Regions from separate parts of the Homo sapiens genome. Here region 1 is linked to region 2. Evidence: read pairs that join two places in POLR2A ChIA-PET (ENCODE). Cell type or tissue: CD4-positive, alpha-beta T cell. All regions are shown on one strand. Region 1 overlaps TNK2 (tyrosine kinase non receptor 2). Region 2 has its middle 6.5 kb from the start of PPP1R2.

Region 1 (5,000 bases), 350 kb after region 2:
CCTACTCCCCGGCTTCCCCACCCAACTGCCCGCCCGGCCGCCCTCCCTCTTGCCTGCCTCTCTCTCTCCCTCTCTCCCTCCCTCCCCAGCTGAGCAGCTCTGACACTGGCTGAAAAAGGACCTTTCTGAATCACTGCCAAGAGGGCGGCAGGAATGGGGGGGACTCTTCCTCCCAGCCACCCGCGCTGGCCCCCCTGCCTCCCCATACACAAAGCTCCTGTCTCTGGCTTCTACCCCAGCCCTCACAGTTGCAGACAACTCCTGGGACTTTAGGGTGGCGGCTATGTGACTCAAACAGCACGTATGAAGCAGGGCTGTGGACTCCCTCATGGACCTGTGTGGGGACGTGGGGACTAACACACAGCCTGAGTGGGAGGCTTGGACCCCAGAGGCTCCGCTGGGCCCTGCGATGACTCCTCAGAGACCCTCCCCCACCCCCGAGTCCCAGCCTTGGCTGGGTGTCTCCTGGCTCAGACCCTGATGTGGCCCTGTTACCCTGGTGCCCGACGGAAATAGGCGGCCGGCAGCCTGCCAGAGTGGGGCAGTCCAGCCAAGAGCAAGGGTAGGGTGGGGTGAGGATCCTCACCCCCTCCCCTGGGGTGGCCCTGTCTGCTGCCCAAACACCCAGGGTGCCTCCTACTCAGACCAGGTGGCCAAGTTCCCAAACCCGCTCAAAACAAACAAATATGCCCTGAGACTCCTGCTGGGACGCCCCCACCCCAAAGCTGTAGGATGTCTCCTGTATAACCCCTGACACAGACCACGGCCTCAGATTAAGGGGCCTAGAGACACTCCATCAAGCCCCCGTGGGGCCCTCATGTTTCTAGAACTGACAAATGATCTCTCTGGCCCTCCTCAAAGGGTGCCAGCTGCTCTTACACCCCCCTCGCTACGGCCCCCAGACACACCTGACAGCTGCAGGAAGCCCTCTCCAGCTCCCCAGGCACCCCCCTCCCTGCTGAGCCATGCCTAGGGAGCCCCTGTTTCTTGCACACTGCTCTCTTGTCCCTGTCCAGCTGGCCACCAGCTCAGGGAGCCTCAGCTGGCTGGAGGGGTGGGCAGCTGGGGAGCAGGGCTTTGGGGACTCAGCATCCCAGGCTCCCTTCCCAGGGCCTCTCCCAGCACTTGACCTCCCTGATGATGCCAAAAGGGACAGCCATTTCCTGGTCTAACTCCAGGAGGTGGGGAGAAGGACACCCCCAACTTCAGTCCCTCTTCCTCATCCCCCTGCCATCCAGCCCACAAAGCTTGTGGAGATGGCAGGTGTGGATGGAGTGGGGGCTGAGGTCAGGTGGACAAGATCAGGCCTGCGTTACACTGGAGCTGACTTTTCCCCAAACCTTGGCTGACTGTGCCCTTGCATCAGAGAAGCCTACAGCCTTACCCTGGCACCAAGCACACCTGGAAGGAGACCCAGGGACCGGGGGCCGGGGAACAATTTAAGCAGGGTTATTCCCTCTATTTCAAAATGGGTCTGCTGGATCAGAATGGCCAGATTAAAAACTCTAGCGTCCCCAGAAATATGTGTCTCAAAGTCACCAGAACCCCATGCCTGACCTTGGATGTCCAGTAAGAACAAGACCTGTAACTGGCCCAGTAATCCAGCTGCGGGAAGAAGCAAAGTATGTGTGGGTCAGCGCCAGGCCGGCTCCTGGAACCCCCACCCCCTTTTTTTTTTTGAGAGTCTTGCTCTATCGCCCAGGCTTGAGTGCAGTGGCGCGATCCCGGGTTCAAGTGATTCTCCTGCCTCAGCCTCCCGAGTAGCTGGGATTACAGGCCCCCGCCACCGTGCCCAGCTATTTTTTTTTTTTCCGCCATGTTGGCCAGGCTGGTCCCGAATTCCTGACCTCAGCGTCCTCGTCTCAGGTGATCTGCCCGCCTCGGCCTCCCAAAGTGCTGAGATGACAGGCGTGAGCCACCGCGCCCGGCCCGGCCCGGCCCCCTTTCTCCTCGCCCAGGAAAACAGCCCGACCTTAAGCCCCAACGCTCCTACCGAGTCCCCCTTTCTCCTGTCAGCTACTGCCCTCTGCCGGTCGGGAGAGGAAGTGCGTTCTCTCCAAGGGGAAGGGAAGCTACCCCATCCATCAACACCGTGACCATATTTTCAAAAGCAAACAAGGACATCTGGCTTGATATTCATATTCAGAAGCCTAGTAAACGGGAATGCCCAGGACATACAGACTCAGTTCTCCTAAAAGACTGAACCCCAATCCTAGCAGTACTTCCTGGACTCCCTTGGGGCATGGAAGAAAGCCCAACGGGCAGCTTTTTGGGGTCCCAGGGGATCCATGCACACACAGGCAGATGCCAGCATCACTAAGTCACCACCGCCACACCCACATAAACACACCGCTCTCTGTCCCCTGGCCCAGGAGCAGACACTCTCACTCCTGAGGCCGCCGCAGGGGGCAGGGCTGAGCCCGGCTCACAGCAGACGAAGGGGTCTGGGGCCCAGGTATCTGGCTATCCCCTAGCCTTCCCCATTACCTGCGGTCCCTCCTCGCCCCCAGCCAGGCGCTGGTAAGCAGATCTCTCCCCCATGGAGCCCCAAATCCCAGCGGCTGCGGTCAGGGAGAGAAGCAGCGCCCGCAGCCCCCGCCCCGCAGCGGCACCGGCAGCGTCACTGCCCTGCGTCCTGGGGGGCCGGGCCTCGAGCATCCTCCAGAAGTGCAGGGCCGCTACTGCGTCTCAGCCCCCATAGCCTCATCCGCCATCGGCCGGCGGCCGGGTGGTCGCGCCCCTCCTCCTGCCGGCCTGCGGCCATTCCCTCCTGCAGCCCGTCCCAGCTCCGTTCCTCCTCTCCGGGGCGCGGCTCCCACCCTCTCCCAGTGAGCCAGCTGTGCCAGCCCCGGGCTGACCCCCACCGAGAGCCGGGGCTCTGCCTTCGCCGGCCGCGGAACCGGGCTCCACTCAGCCCTCAGCCCGCCTCCAGGGCCCCAGAGCCACCAACTGGGGCCTTGGGGATTCACGAGTCCCCCGTATTCACGGTAAGGGGCCATCCGAGAAGCCCACAGCAGAGGGGCCTCCGTCCGACTCCATCTGAGACCCCCTCCTCCGAGGCATCCCGGGGCTGCAGCCCACCCCGCCCCCAGCCTGCCCCGGCGGCCACTCTGCTCCCAGAACGCCGGGCGCCCACCTGCCCCGCAGCTCGGCCCTGCGCTCAGCCGGCTCCGCGCCGCCTCCCAGCGCCCGCCTCCCGCGCAGGCCACGCCCCCGCCCCGAGGCCCCCGCGGCCGGTTCCCCGCGCGCCACTCCCGCAACGCCGCACGCGCTGTGCGCTGGGCACGCACTGACCTCCTTGACTTCAGAGCGGTGACACGAGGGCCCGGACTCCTGCTCAAAAGCCGCCCAACACAGGCCCACGCGGGGGTGCCGCGCCCAGCACTGGCGCGAGGCCATCGCCGGCACAGGAAGTCCCAGGGCAGAGGCTCTTCCTCTCCCCCGGGGCCCCAAGGCACCGCTTCTCATTCTGGTGGCATCTGAAGCAGCCACTGACTCTTTAGTACCAGGTATTTAGGGCTGAGCTCAGGGCACCTTCCCTGGGTTGGGGCAGAGGAGAGACAGATGCTGTGACCTCTCCTCCCCACGCAGCGTCAAGGCTGAGCCAGACCCTGGAAGGTCACTAGGTGAGGCTCCCTCTACGGCCCACTCTCCTCACACAGCCCCTTCCACACCCCAAGCACACCAGGGTAGGTGGATGACTGCCGGCGAGGCCCCCGAACGCCTGCTTCTATGCTGTACAGAAGCTCCTCGGCATCTTACTGCAGCTAAAGGCACATACTAGTCTTGGGAGTAGCTGCAAAGCCGGGAGACTGTAGAAGGCAAGGCAGAAAATACCAGGCCCCTCCCTTCTTGCCCTGGCTGGATAAAGGATCTGATCCAAACCAGTGCCCTTTCCTGCTTTCTCCCTGCCTCACCTCCCCCTGTAAATCTCTGGCGTCCTAGTACCATCCTATCGTAAGACATCCACAGGATCTAAACTACCTCTAGGAGTTCGAGAATCCACCCCACGTGTACACCCCCTCTGCTCTTCACTTGTCTCTTTATATCTCCACTCTGCAGAGCTAAAGGAAACAAGAGGCTGGAAACCAGCCCAGCTCTGCTGTCCATTCCCCTCTCCAGCCTCTCCAACTGCATGCGAAGTGACAAATCCACACCAAGGCGCAGACATGACAGGCAATTTCCGGCCAAGAGGATTTTTCCAAAACAATCTACCGTATTCTCAGGAATATATGCCAACCCTACCTCCCAGCCCGCCCTCTCCCACCTCCACCTACCTCTTCTCCAAGCCCTGAAGGAAAAAAGAACATACTGATGAGGAGAGGGGGGCTTACAGCTCCTCCCCCAGCCAGAGGATTATCTTGCTTCCACATGTCAGCCCCACCAAGTTTAGTCAGCCTTAACTCACCCCTCTGTGCGCAGAGCCCAGGCTTCTGGAGCAAGGCCAGGCTGGGTGCCCTCAGAACCTCATCCCAGAGGAACCTGCACCAGGCAACCCTGCACCTTCAGGTCGGCTGGGCCTGACATCACACTGGTCTGGGGAGGAGGCTGGCCAGGGCCCAAGAAAGAAAAGGGAGTGATTCAGACACACGCCATGACTGTCCATAGTCTCTCCATCTCCAGGACACGGGGGCCCACTCCCTCCCAGGGGGGCCTGGCAGCTGAGGTCCTGAGGGCAGGCAAGGCTGTGTCTGCTGGCAGTGCTAGGCCCATGGTCCAGCCCTGAAGCCTCTTCACCCCACATGTTTTTTGTTTGTTTGTTTGAGATAGGATCTCACTGTGCCCTAGACTGGAGTGCAGTGGTGCGATCTTGGCTCACTGCAACCTCTGCCTCGCAGGCTCAAGCAATCCTCCTGCCTCCATCTCCTGAGTAGCTGGGATTACAGGCGTGCACTATCACACCCAGCTAATTTTTGTATTTTTTGTAGAGATGAGGTTTCGTCATGTTGCCCAGGTTGGTCTCAAACTCCTGGGCTCAAGCATTCTACCAGCCTTGCTCT
Region 2 (5,000 bases):
TCTCCAGATTGGTCTGAGGACTCCGCTTTCTTCACTGCCCATTCATCTTCATACTGTTCTCATATTTTTTTTTAAATTGGGATATGCAATGATCCTTAGTTTATAAATTCAACTCCACTTTGCCACACACAGTGTTACGCTTGGGGAAACAATTAGAACTTGCCCTTCTTGGCCAGGCGCGGTGGCTCCCGCCTGTGATCCCAGCACTTTGGGAGGCCAAGGTGGGCAGATCACGAGGTCAAGAGATGGAGACCATCCTGGCCAACATGGTGAAACCCCGTCTCTACTAAAAATACAAAAATTAGCTGGGCATGGTGGCGCGCGCCTGTAGTCCCAGCTATTTGGGAGGCTGAGGCAGGAGAATCGCTTGAACCCGGGAGGCAGTGGTTGCAGTGAGATTGCGCCGCTGCACTCCAGCCTGGTGACAGAGCAAGACTCCATCTCAAAAAAAAAAAAAAAAAAAAAGAACTTGCCCCTCTTTTTTTTTTTTTGCTCAAGGAACTCAGTCTGCCGTGGTTGCTCATTGTCTAGGATGAAGTCCAAATCCCTTGGGCCTTCACAATCCAGCCCTGTCTGTTCTTCTAGTCTCCTTCTCTTTTTACATCCACTTGCTTTCTGCTATGTTCTTCACACTAGTCACACTGCCCTTCTCAGGGTGTCAGAGCAACCTATATTCTGTCCCTTTTTCATGCCTTTACTAATCTATGTGAAATACCATCCCCTATTCTTGCTTTTAAATTACCCCAGTTCAAAGGTCATCTCCTTCTCCGACTCCACGCAGGCCGAGTTAGTGTTCACCTTCACTGAGATCCTAAGGAGCTGTTTGCATTCCTCTATCTCATTGTATCATCATTGTCTAAGTGTCCGTCCCTCTGCTGTGGCCTCTTTGGGAGCAGGTGCATGTCTTCCTCCTCTTTCTCCCCTGACAGCATAACTTAATGAATACAGTGTCTGCCGTAAGAGGCCCTCGATACATGTTGGTTATGTAAATCAAAGAAAATGACCAAGGCGAGTCTCGATGATTTGGGTTTATTTGCCAAGGTTAAGGATGCACTCAGGAAAGAACACAGATCCACAGGAAGAACTGTGCTCCATGCTTTTTCCAAAGAGGGTCTGGGGACCTCAATATTTAAAGGGAAAAGAATGAATATTGGAGAAAGAGAAAGAAAGTTTTTTTTTACAAAGGGTGTGGGTGGATAAGAGGCAAGCAGTTGCATTCTTTTGAGTCTTTGATCAGCCATTTACATGTGAGAGGGTGGTAGAGGTACAGTCACTTACACATTCAATGAATCTGCATTTTTTACATAACATAAACATAGGGCAGAGGAAGCAATCAGATATGCCTTTGTCTCAGGTAAGCAGAGGGATGTCTTTGATTTCTGTCCTTTGCCCCATACCTGCAAAGATAAGCTATCAGTATACATTGCCAGGGTGAGATTCAACAGAACTGTTTTAGAGTAAAGATCTGGGAGCCCACAGGAATTACCCTGTGGGCAAATTGTGAGGGAGGTCTGTAGCTTTATTATCTTGTAGCTATCTATTTAGGAACAAAATGGGAGGCAGGTTTGCAAGACCCAGTTCCCAGCTGGACTTTTCCCCTTTGGCTTAGTGAGTTTAGGGTCCCAAGATTTATTTTCCTTTCACAGTTGAATCAGGGAATAAATGAGTTAACTGTTCCTAAATTCGACCTCCCCAATAATGGTGTCCATAACAACATCAATTTCTTGGAAAGCAATCTGACTATATATCTTGTTCTGCATGGCTAAGGAAGGCATTAGCAGCTATAATGCTGGAAAGGAAATAATAGAAATAAGAAAGACTGCTGAGTCAATAGAGAATGCATTACAAAGAGGAAATTGTCCTGTCACCAGTCAGAAATCTTAATTGAGGTCTGTTATGTGCCAGGTCCTTTTCTAGGTATTGTCTATTGCTTAGTTTATTGCAGAAATAAACTACAGCAGGTACTGTATTTCCTCTTTTCATTTTAATTTAATTTAATTTAATTTTTTTTTGAGGTGGAGTCTCGCTCTGTCACCCAGGCTGGAGTACAGTGACGTGATCTCGGCTCACCACAAACTCTGCCTTCTGGGTTCAAGAGATTCTCTTGCCTCAGCCTCCCAAATAGCTGGGATTATAGGTACATGCCACCATGCCCAGCTATTTTTTGTATTTTTAGTAGAGATGGAGTTTCACCATGTTGGCCAGGCTGGTCTCGAACTCCTCACCTCAGGTGATCCACCCGCCTCGGCTTCCCAAAGTGCTGGGATTACAGGTGTGAGCCACCACGCCTGGCCTCCTCTTTTCATTTTAGGTTCAGAACCCTTTCTTTAAAAAGTTCATTGTTAGGCCGGGTGCAGTGGCTCATGCCTGTAATCCTAGCACTTTGGGAGGCCAAGGCAGGTGGATCACCTGAGGTCAAGGGTTCGAGACCAGTCTGGCCAACATGGTGAAACCCTGTCTCTACTAAAGATACAAAAATTAGCCAGGCATGGTGGCAGGCATCTGTAATCCCAGCTACTCGGGAAGCTGAGGCAGGAGAATCCCTTGAACCTGGGAGGTGGAGGTTGCAGCAAGCTGAGATCACGCCATTGCACTCCAGCCTGGGTGACAAGAGTGAAACTCTGTCTCAAACAAGACAAAACAAAACAAAACAAAGTTTGTTATTAGATACGCACATACACACACAAGTCCACCCCTCATTTCATGTGTCTCTCCCAGCTCTGGCTCTGGGCTCCAGGAGAACGCTGTTGCTGTTTTCACAAAGGCATAGCTTCCTGTGTTCATCAAGTGTACCTGTGTTATCAGGTGTTTTTATCAAGTGGTTCTCTAGACAGGACTCAAGACCCTCTTTGCGCTCCCGTGGCTGAGGCAGGTGGGGGGAATCCCTTAGTAGGAACCACAAGGCTCTCACAGGATAAACTGCTGTCTCGTTGGTTTCTCCCCCAAGGACTTCGCCAGACTTCATCAGAAGAAAGCAGTGCAAGAGGGGACTGCAGAGGAAAGCTGGGGCTTGGGAAACCAGCAGCAGGGGCCACGTGGGCAGGTGGTTTCTGTGTGAACCTCTGATCTGTGCAACATAAACAGGAAATGTTGAAGGCTTCCAGTGCTCTTTTTTGATGTCGAGAACATTCTACGGCACAAAAGAGTTTGCCTCTCACTGTTTCTCATATATGGAGGTTTTCTAATCAGCATCCTGAACAGAATTGAATTAAAAATAAAAACCAAAGTAAAACTAGCTTTATCTCTAGATTTTAAAATTTTCATTTTTTTTAGGGTGGCACCTATACTGTTACCTTGTAGGTACCAACTAGAATATTCTTTCTAACTGCCTGTCATTCATGGTTTACCTACTTGGAAGCTTAACCCTGTCCAAGACTGGACCCTAGTCAACACAAATTTTATCTTAATTTTATGAAGGTCTTTCCCACCCCTAATATTCTGGCATTCTTAAATATGCTGCTCAGCTGTGCTTGTCAAAGGCAATTGCGTTTGCTACATTTCAGAAGAGAGTCCAGACAGAGCCCATTTGGCTCTGTGCTAGGAACGGCTGCAGTGCAAGACTGTGGAGCTCTGTGGCTGACCACAGCTGAAACTCACTTTGATCTTGCTAGATGCCGCCAAGTTGGAAAAAATTAACTAAGACTGCAGGGTCAAAGAGAACGCATAAAAGCATTAACTGCTTTTGTTTCATGTTTCCTCTCCCTCCATAGAGAGACAGAGAAATTAAGAAAATTGCTGGATGTGGTTGCTCACACCTGTAATCCCAACACTTTGGGAGGCCAAGGTGGGTGGATCACCTGAAGTCAGGAGTTTGAGACCAGCCTGGCAACATGGTGAAACCCTGTCTCTACTAAAAATAGAAAAATTAGCCAGGCGTAGTGGCGCGCCCCTGTAGTCCCAGCTACTTGGGAGGCTGAGGCTGGAGAATTGCTTGAACCCAGGAGGCAGAGGTTGCAGTGAGCTGAGATCATGCCACTGCCCTCCAGCCTTGGCAATAGAGTGAGACTCAGTCTGGAAAAAAAAAAAAAATTAAGAAAATTTATACAGAGTGGGCAGGAACAAAATCTTCTGGTGAATCAAGTCTGCAGGCTTATTAAATGTGACAGTATGCTTCTTGAAGGATTAGAAATAAAATACGATTAAGTCAATGCTGTAATAGCTCTAAGCAGAACCAAGCACAGTGTCTTTTCCTCCCCCTCACAAGTACTGAACTCTTCTTTCAATCTTTTCAGCTCTGGGACTAGGCCAAGCCCTTCCCTCCTGGGACAGCTGCTTTAGGAGCCAACCAAGCAAGCCCAGCCAGTTCTCAGGGAGTATAATGGCATGGCGGACAAGTCCTTTCTCACCCAAGGCCAGTCTGCTCACCAGGCCTCCCATCCCTGTCACCCTCGGGCCCCTGAACGTGCAGCCTCTTTCCCCACTGTCATCTTCCAGCCTCTCGTGTAGCTTCTCCTCGGCAGCCCTGCCTGCTGGGCATGCCAGCCTCCATTCCTCACAAACTGCTTATGTGCAGGGTGATACTCAGGATATTTGAGAACCAAAATGGTGTGGGCAGGCCCCAACCAAGCAGGAAGGAAAATGGCTATCATGCAGGCATGGCTCCATGTAATTCAGAGAAGCCTCTGCTACCGGGTGTTACCCCTTTAGTTTTCGGGCTCACTGGGGAGCCCCAGGGGTGGTCACGAGATGGGGAACATTCTGGAGACTTAAAAAAGAGTGGCCGTGCACAGAGTAGAACTGCTGTGTGTTGGTACACATCCGCCTGTCACATCAGCCTGTCTGAGACCCCAGATACCTTCCCAGAATGTTGCCTGCACTCCTCACCTTAACAGAAGGCTGGGTTTTCTGTCCCAGGCAACTCACAAATAGTGGCCGGCAGTTCTGTGCCATGGAGCCCAGCGCTGGGCAGGAGTTAGGATTCTGCTTGACTCCCAAGACGGCTGCTGCTGTTATCATCATTTCCTCCATTCTGACCCATGGCCCAGGGTAAAAATTTCTTG

The links. ChIA-PET counts read pairs that join two places held together with the same protein. Peaks named below come from ENCODE experiments on the same cell type or tissue, not always from the same donor. Only the 100,000 strongest peaks of a DNase experiment are listed, where the experiment ranks them.
Region 1: POLR2A ChIA-PET joins it to region 2 with 6 read pairs; 7 of 35 experiments call an interaction of 5 or more read pairs at or near these places.

What each region holds. Positions count from the first base shown.
Region 1 is chr3:195,892,759-195,897,758 of GRCh38, forward strand. All of the region lies in intron 1 of TNK2 (tyrosine kinase non receptor 2), which reads right to left. Among named protein-coding and RNA genes, the nearest start is that of TNK2-AS1, 13 kb to the right of the region's middle. RefSeq lists silencers at 2,797-2,856, 3,067-3,346 and enhancers at 3,487-3,706, 4,344-5,000. In CD4-positive, alpha-beta T cell, CTCF peaks have their summits at 2,104 and 2,307; DNase peaks (open chromatin) are centred at 2,033, 2,393 and 3,363; H3K4me3 peaks cover 2,260 bases; H3K27ac peaks cover 2,521 bases.
Region 2 is chr3:195,547,341-195,552,340 of GRCh38, forward strand. No RefSeq gene overlaps it. Among named protein-coding and RNA genes, the nearest start is that of PPP1R2, 6.5 kb to the left of the region's middle. RefSeq lists a silencer at 2,974-3,023. In CD4-positive, alpha-beta T cell, no CTCF peak of the experiment used is centred here; DNase peaks (open chromatin) are centred at 1,272, 1,971, 2,971 and 3,571; H3K4me3 peaks cover 2,328 bases; H3K27ac peaks cover 4,219 bases.